Linked DNA regions of Homo sapiens: region 2 is linked to region 1. A link is a loop called in an ENCODE intact Hi-C map of the cell type or tissue named here. Cell type or tissue: GM12878. All regions are shown on one strand. Each heading gives the region's core, and the rest is flanking DNA. Links, peaks and the distances in the headings are about the cores only.

What was found. Hi-C counts contacts between places; a loop is a spot of excess contacts. Peaks named below come from ENCODE experiments on the same cell type or tissue, not always from the same donor. Only the 100,000 strongest peaks of a DNase experiment are listed, where the experiment ranks them.
Region 2: a loop joins it to region 1, with 2.8 times the contacts of the local background. A loop is called at or near these places in 1 of 110 quality-filtered maps.

What each region holds. Positions count from the first base shown.
Region 1 is chr2:110,873,361-110,877,749 of GRCh38, reverse strand. All of the region lies in intron 10 of ACOXL (acyl-CoA oxidase like), which reads right to left. Among named protein-coding and RNA genes, the nearest start is that of ACOXL, 140 kb to the right of the region's middle. RefSeq lists enhancers at 45-909, 2,474-2,523, 3,076-3,699. In GM12878, for the core only: no CTCF peak of the experiment used is centred there; a DNase peak (open chromatin) is centred at 2,449; H3K27ac peaks cover 483 bases.
Region 2 is chr2:111,098,636-111,103,024 of GRCh38, reverse strand. All of the region lies in intron 17 of ACOXL (acyl-CoA oxidase like), which reads right to left. It overlaps ACOXL-AS1 (ACOXL antisense RNA 1), which reads left to right. Exons shown (of 4, transcript NR_122074.1): 3 at 949-1,128; 4 at 1,882-4,389. Among named protein-coding and RNA genes, the nearest start is that of ACOXL-AS1, 15 kb to the left of the region's middle. RefSeq lists an enhancer at 1,873-1,922. In GM12878, for the core only: a CTCF peak has its summit at 2,114; a DNase peak (open chromatin) is centred at 2,074.

The DNA.
Region 1 (4,389 bases), core at 182-4,181:
CATCCCAGTGGGCCTTTCTGGTCTCCAGGGTTTCCGGTAATGCACAGGCTCAATGTCAGTAGAGGGTCTGACCTTTGTAACTTTGAGATAACATGGTGACATGGACTCTCCGTGGTGACCCAAGTAGAGCGGAGTCTCTGTAGGAAAAGGAAATCCTGTGGGTTTGTGAGCTGCATCAACCCAGTGGCTACGTTCAAAGGGTTAAGTTCTGTTTTCAGCTGTATCTACAGTGTTTGAAAAAACAACCGAACAAAACCCTATTTGCGAGATCCCACAGAAATGTGATTTCTTGTTAAACCAACATAAATTAAGACAGAAGTTACAGATCTTTCTAAAAACATCTAGAAAGCAAGCACACGGGCCGCAGCAGAAGCTTGGTCTGCTGTTGGTGATTCGGGGCTGTTGAAGAGTCAAGGGCAGCTTGCATCAAGACTAGAGACGCCCTGCTGCCTGCAGAGCAGAGGGCAGGCAGAAGATAGTCCATGAGGCGGAGGGTGGCAGAAGCTCCCAGGCAGCCAGCACGACCCTCTGCGTGCCGCCTCAAAGACGGCAGGAACTGTGAGACAGCCACACCCACTGCTGCTGGCTGTGCTGGAGAAGGAGGGTCCCTCGCAGCAAACAGGAAACTTTCCTGAGCATTCTGCTTTCATTCAGCTGTCACCTACTGGGCACCTCCTGAGGTTCTGTGATATGGGGGGCAACAGGGCCACCACCAGGCACAGCCCAGGGAGGTTGCAATAAGCCACCAGAGCATGGATGGGGAGTAGTAGAGAGACTTAAGCTCCGGCCTACCAGGCTCAGTTTCAATATCACTGATATAATTCATATTTTATTGATTTATCTTTTTCCTCTCTGTTTCCTCCACTAGACTGTCAGCTCCACAAAGGTGAGATTTTCATCAGTTTTGTTCACCATGGTATCCCTATAATGCCTAGAGCAGGGTTTGGCACCTAGGGGGCGCTCAAACAAACATTGCTGAAAGAATAAACAAATGGACCAAAAATACTTTTAGAATCATTTCATTGATTCCGACCCGTCTGTGCCAGTGTGTTAAATTCGTCGCCATGCCATCACATAGTGAGACCTGACCCCGAGCCGCCATTACTCTGTCCTGACTCCTGGCTGTAGAGGCCCCACGGTGCCTGCGGAGAAGCACTTGTCAGCCACGAGCCACAGAAGACAGGGGTCCTGGGCAAGCTGGAGTGACAAGCTGCACACAGTGTGATGCAATCTACCCCAGACGGGCTCCTGGAACAGGCCTGGCCCGTCTGCCCAGCCTGCTCCCTCCCTCCCAGAGGGACGGGCCTCAGCCTGGGCTGGAAGCACCCCAGCCTCTCTGACCCAGTCTGCTGACCCGGCCCCTGGGCATGGCACACCACAGGCACCTCGGGGGAGCTCCCTCTACCTGCACAGCCCAGAACCCTCCCTGGCACCGTGGCTGGCCCACCTCATTTCTCTGCCTGCCTCTCTCTGGGTGTGGGTATCCTGTGGTGCCCCTCCTCAAGAAAAAACCTGCCACGCTGGAGTTGCCTGGGTCTAGATTCCAAGATGGAGCATTACAAGATGGCTTTCAAGTTCTAGAAACACAGTTCTGGGGCCAAGGCACACTATCACAGAGGATGCGTCCAAGCCTTCTGACTTTGAGAGGGACATTTATAAAGTACCGTGCAGTCAGTGGAAAGAAGCTAGATATGATGATGTGTCCAGTCTCCTTGAAAGCAGAGGCATCCAGGCTCCCCACTTTTCTTTGAGGATTCCAGCTGGTGCTTTATAAAATACAGTAGAGTGGATTTACACAGACTCCAGGGCCCCAGAAGTGGTTCTACTGTTTCTTTCCTGCATGTCCTTGAGCCAGGGACTCACCTGCAGGTGAGTCTGTGTGCCTTAACCTCCTCATCCATTGTAGAGGTTACAAATGCCTTTCAACAGCTTCACTTAGGTGCCATAAGGGTGGAATTTACAATCCTCATTTGACAAATGAGGAACCCAAGGCTCACAGAGGTCAGGCGGCCTTCCCTGAATCCCACAGCACCAGGATCAGGCAGAGCTGGGCCCACTGCAGGATGCAATTCCACCTGGGTGCTAGAAAAGTAGCTTTCCCTTTGGAATGATAGGATCGAGGTGAGCAGCAAGGGGCTCCCAGAGGAGACGAGCCAGAAAAATGCAGCCAGAAAGCACACTTGTGCACCCAAACACCAGGACCACACACTCACAGCCCCAAGCCCACACCCATGTGCACAGCCTGAGCCTGTCTGCTGGGTCGGTGACTTCTGGGGCTCCACGCTCCACACCTCCCCATATCTACAAGGGTCTTGCATGTCAAAGGCGTAAAGAGGAGAGTCTTAGAATTGTGTGGCTTGCGGTGACACAGTGTTCAAAGCTGCATTCTTCTTTGTCCAAAAAATACACTTAATAAAGAAAGCAGAAGTGTGTGGTGACTCACAGAACCCTGAAATAATGCTCTCCACGGTCCTTCCCTCTTCAAGAGTCAAGAAAAATATTCTCAAAGGTGGCAGTTTCCACTTATGAGATTTACACATGAACGGCCATCCTTTGTCCCTGTGAAACAAAGTGTACATCCTGGCTTAGGTAGGCACGTGGGAAGTCGGCCTCACTCTAACTGTGCTGCGTCATTGGCCTGCGTGCAGACAAGGGACCGGCTCAGAGGCTGCCTTCAGGTTACGGAGCGGAGCCACGTGGCAAGCTAGTGTCAGTGCTTGGGTTTAGAGCTGCACCTGATCACAGCTTAAAATCCTGCCGGTGGCAGGACAAGGGAACAAGGTCAGTGAGAATCCCGCTCCCAGATAACACAGGAGAGAGAGACCTCGGCGACCTCCCAGTTCAGGGCTCTGGGGCCTGAAGCACGTGTTTCATAAAAGGCAGATTCCTGCCTCCCACCCCGAGGGATGCTGGTTCACGAGATCCGGGATGGAGCCCAAGAATCCTCCTGAAATTCAGAAAATGATGCGAATAATAAACCCAATCATTCTAAAACACAAGCAGCACAGCCCTCACGGCCTCCACCGTGAGCTCTGCTCTGCTCTAACTTGTTAAACCCTCGCAACACCCAGAGGAGGTGGGCACTGTCATGTGGTAGCACCATTATTACTATTTTAGCAACCACTCCCCTCCCCTGTGCTGAAGGAGGCCATCCAGAGTCATGTGCAGAAATGCTAATCTCGTCCTCTCTTGCCTTCTAATGAGGACAGTGATGGGTTTGCTCAAGGTCAGGCTGAATGGCAGAGGGGCTCTTGGGGCCTCTCAACTCCAATTTTTCTGCTCATTCCGCTTCCCAGGGACCTGCCTTTGTCTGCCTTGCTTCGCCCTCCAGCCTCTAGGCCCAGCTCTGACCGAGGGATGTCAGGTGTGGCTGGAAGGGAAACCAGGGGCTGGGGTGGGGGTGGGAGAGACGTATTTTGCAGTGAGCCTGAAACCACAGAACTAAACAATTTCTTGTCATGCTGATGCCAACCAACGTGGGGCACGCAAATGTCGTGCCCACTCTCCCTGCAGCGGGGCAGCCCCTCACCACCCCCCCAAAAGCATTCTGTTCGGTTCCGTTGTCCCCTGCTGCCTTGCAGAGCCCCCCAGGCTGCTGAGGGTGGGGGCTGGTCTCCCTTTTGCTGCCCTCTCTCCCAAGGCAAGCAGCGCCCACCTGCCCTCTGGGCATCCTCCCCGGCTCTTGCTCTGGGGTGGGTTTTCTGTTTTCCACCCAGCACAGTGCTCTGGGCCTCAGGTCTTGTACCCAGAGGGCCAGGACATGGATAGGGCCCTAGGGCTGGCCGATGCCACACGGTGGATGCCAAGACCACAGAGCTACCCTGTGCCTCATCCTCAGCCTCATACACTGGTGAGGGAAGGGCTGCATGACCTTCCTCAAGAACATCTCAAAACCTGGGGTGGCCCCATTGTTTTCTTGGAGAGCCTGTCTCCCTGTATATAAACCTGCCCTACTGGACAGACGTAGAAAACGCAATTGAACAGATACACTCTGGGAGGCCCGGGCCCCTCCTGGCCCCTCCCAACGGGGGCCCTTTTACCCTCTCCCATGGCAGGAGGCAGGGCAATTTGAGGGATGAGCAGGGAGGCTCACAGCCTCCCCTGGCTCTACTCCATCTGCTCTGAAGCTGAGCAGTGGGGACAGTGGTCAAGGAGGCACCTGGGGCAAATTGCAGCCCCCTTCCCACCCACCAGGTGCCCAAAAGAGAGACAGGAATAATTCCAGTACCTCTGCCACAGGGTTGCTGAGAGGCATACATAAGATAATACTTTAAAACTTGTAAGAGCAGGCTCAGCAAACATCCTGCTACCTGGGGCTCACGGCATCCTGTGGACCATCCCCCAACCGCCTGACACACTGCTTCCCTAGAGCTGAGGTTGAGTCCACAC
Region 2 (4,389 bases), core at 141-4,140, 230 kb before region 1:
GCCACAGCGCTTGGCCCCTATGTGCTATCTTTTAATGGTTACTAAGTACCAAACACTTTGAGTCCCCCAGAGAAGGGAAGAGAAGTGAAATGGAACAGGCCACAGCAATGTCTCGTCTGTAAAATCAAAGGGAAAAGGTAACTTACCATCAGAAAAAAGAAAAGCAACTACAAACACATTTTACACTATAAAAATTATTGATTTCTAGCTAGAATATCAATTTATACAAAAATGGATATACTGGGGTCATTTCTGTTTCAAGTTCAGTAATTTATTTAAATTCCCTGGAATCATAATAAAATCCACTATCCTTAACTGCATTACTGGAGTCTGATTGGACTCAGATGAGTCTCATCTCCTGAGAGGTCTTTTTTTTTTGTGCAACATGGCTATTCTTAGGTACAAGTTTCACCAGTCAGAAATTCTCACTGTGCATCCTGGACCGAGGGTATGAACCCAAAGACACTCACGGAGAAGGGCACCCAATTTCCCAGCACTTTAAGCATCTCCCCAAGGAGACCAGGACAATGCAGCTGCCAGAGAAACTCAGAGGCTGGAGCTCAGCAAAACAATTTGCCCTCTCTTGTGCTTATTAGTTACCCTTGAATGAAGAAAATAGAATGATCCCAGCTCAGTCTCCAGATACACAAAGCTGTACTGTGAGGCATAGCATGAGAGTGGACCAGGTGGCTGCCATGAGGAAACAGGGATTGCAGCAGGGTGACCTCAGGGTCCCTTTTACTGGCCAAACTGAAGAAACCAAATCCCATTTAGATTTTCTTAACCTGACTTGAATGGTCTGCATTTATAGGTTCAGCAATGTATTTTATACCACTGAGGAGCATGCAAGGTCAGGAGCAGATGGAAGGGGGAAGGGAAAAGAGAGATTTTCTCGTCTCTTAGCAGGACACTGTTTGTACTCATATTTTCCCTATTTCCCTGTTTTAGAGTCTTTTGCACTGGGAGGAGAAGGTGGAACAGGAGACACCCACATTCTAGTTGGTCCCTGCTGTCTCCAAGAGGTGGTGAACCAGGAGTCCTACAGATGTGAAGCTAGGTTAAAACCAGTTCTGGGGATGCTTTCAAATCAAAGAGGATTTAAAAATGTGACTCCCAGTTGCATTTCCGGTATGATCACTCCATTTCAATGTCATTTCAATAACATCCTCAACTCACTGACCACAGCCAGGGGCTGTCCCTTCCCACCCTGGCAGAGTAGGTCCCTGTGCTTACACCTCATGCCAGCTTCAGTCAGGATGACACAGCCAGGGGTTCTCACTGCCTTGAAGCCAAATCAGATGGGCCTTACTGGATGGGGTGGGTGGGGTGAATGGAGTGGAGGTGAGGGAAACAGTTTTTTTTTTTTTTCCCTCAAATTCATTACAGAGAAAAACAGAAGTCTATGGGTAGGAGGTGAGTGACCGAGAAACCCCATCTCTCTTCCCCACTCCAATGAATGCTTTCAATATGCTGTGCCTAAACCTTAGTTCATGTTACATTCAATTCTAGCGTCTGAATGTGTCTCTTGATCCAGGTGGTCTGGGGAATGAGAAATAGAAGGATGGGAAATCTGAGTGTTCATTAAAAAGAAACATTCAATGTGGCATGGAAAACAACCAACACCGCATTTGTAGGAAGTTCAGGGCACATGTACTGTTTCTAAGCCCGGCGGGTATGGGTGTGGGCTATCTGTTTTTCTTGAAGTTCAGATTTGAGAAGGGCTATATCCCAGCACCATCTTTCCAGCTTAGAACTCTCTCCTAATTTTTTTTTGTGTGTTCTTTAATCACAAGCCTTTGTGACACTAAGCAGTGACTGCATTTATACTTTATGCTTAGATTAAAATAGTAAACGAGTGTAATCCATCTTCTACGTTCAAAGGAGCCAAGCAGCATCCTGGCTTGGGGGCCTGGTGTCTACCACACTTCTGCGCATTCTTCCTCCAAGCCACATCTCCTGAGAATAAAGCAAGATGCCATTGGCAATGTCTACTCAGAACTACTTGAATGACTCATCAATCAACAGGCTTGAATGCTCTTCTTCCTCTATGATTCAACGGTTTGATTGACTGAACTGAAACTAAAACCCAACCCTAGTGGTCATTTTAGACTTGAGCAGATACAGTCAGAATCTCAATCACATGTCATCAGCAGGCCCTCCTTGGCCTCCTTATTGCAGCTGGGCTCCTGAGCAGCTCTCCCTCACTCAGGGAGGAAACGAATGGCTCCTTTCAGTAGGGCAGACGAAGGCTGCTGGCTGATGCAACTGCTCCTGTGTCCACTTCCCAGCAAGGGTGCAAAACAGGATTTGTGCTTGTGCTGGTGAATCTGGGCTTCACCTAGCAAATCAGGGGGACACCAAAATGAAAACAGCCCTAGAGGCATGGAGAAAGCCTCAGGTGCACTAAGGTGCCAACAGAAACGATGCATCTCAGAGTTGACAGTCATGACTCAAATAGGACGTGAAGGCAACATGTGGGTGAGAGTAGCAGCTATGGGTGTAAATATGATCAAATATGGGGGAGGTGTCCAGATTTCTTGGACATGGTTACAATCAGTATTTATTTTCTCTCTTAGTGAACGAGTTTTTGGTTTTTCAATACTGCTAATTTTACAGGCAATTCACTACGTTCCCTGGGAGGTGGAGTGGCCTTCCTCCCTGCTGTGCGTGGGTTACACAGCCTGCCTCACTTCCCTGTGGGTCCTTCATCACCTGCATGCTCACATGATTCCATTATTTGAGCTCATGGCAGGAAATAGAACCTGATTCAACATTTTGCTAAGTATTATTTTCACCACACTGAATAGGGTCCTTTTTTGATCTGCAACCCACAGCTGGGCTGTGGTTCTCTCAACACAGGTAGACTGAAAAGCTTCCTCCTGCATTGATTTCTCAGCATGGGCTGACCACATGTTCACAAGTACTTGTTCTTTTCCATACGTCCCAATGCAGGCAGGCACTGGCAGAGCAGGACAGCTGTGTCCAGGAGTTCAGGGAACAAAATAAGGCTACTGTAACTTCAGTCAACTTCAAGGCACGGTGTAAAATAAAGTAAGAGATTATCAGTCAAATAGCCATTTGCATTAAAATTCTCCACTTTAAGAAGCTGAGATCTTTGCTTTATTTTTTAAAAAGCAAAATGAAGTCAGTTTTAATGGAGATATACAATTGTTAACTGTTGGGTCATTTTGAAAGGCTTTCTTCCTTAAAATGAGTCTCAGCTGATAGCTACTCACTAATGCTGATAATTATCTGAAGCAAAATAAATACAAATGTCTGGGTTAATGAAGACTGAAACAGGATAATGCCTGGACACTAAATTTTCCAAGAACAAGGAACACAATTGTTCTCTACATACCCCTGCAAAAATGCTTAATGGCCAGGACACAGGAATCTTGTGTACTTAGAGACCTTGTTAGGATGGAGCCCCGGGGGCACCACCACTGGCCTTCGAGCCAAGGTCTCACAGAGAGGGCAGCAAGGGGGAGCAGCTCATCCTCCTCCCCAGCTAGGGAGACACTAGGACAGCAGTGGAGTGGAGTCCGAAATCTGCCATAGAAGCCCCAGCTTACTATTTGCTCACTGAGCAGCAAGTCAACCTCAGTTTCTCTGTGCCTACAGGGGAGTAACAGCTGTTCACACTAAAGGGTGCTTGTGAGGATGATATAAGAATGAATATGGACCTGCTCTGACAACACTGAAGTTCCAGACAAAAGAATAGGCATTAGTTATCTGATTTGAAGGACTGTGGGGGATTGGAATTTTAAAAATAAACCTCAACCCAACTCCTTCTCTTGTGGGGCCTCGGTTGAACAACTGGGCACTTGCACTGCCTTCTGAATATGTGGATGGATTTTGCCTGCTTTGGAGAAGCATATGAACTCCTCAGGGCATCTAGTGCCCTAGAGTGTGCCAAAGGAACAAGGAGGACTACAAATGGGTGATGCCTGGAGCTTAACCCACCTCCATTTGGGATTCGGAGCTCTGGTTTCTGTGTTCAGCTAGAATCTTCGACAGTCATTTAATGTCTCTCTTTCTTAGTTTTACTCATTTGTTGAATGGGGATTATATTAGCCTTACTTTCCTTGAAGGTCTTAATGAGAATGAAATGAGATAATTTTTAAGTATATATATGCATTTCTAATTTCCATCAGACTGGAGCGTCGGTATAAGTCCTGGGTGTTCTGGAAAGTTTTATTTATTTAGAAACAGTTTAGGCTGATTGCTATCTCCCTATGCTAACTTTTTGTTTTTTTAGTAAACTTTTTATTTTGGAATACTTTCAAATTTACAGAAAAGTTTCAAAGATAACAAGAGTTCTCATTTGCCCTTCACCCAGTTTCCCCATAACTATGGCTCATTGTAAAAACTAGGAAACCAATATTAATG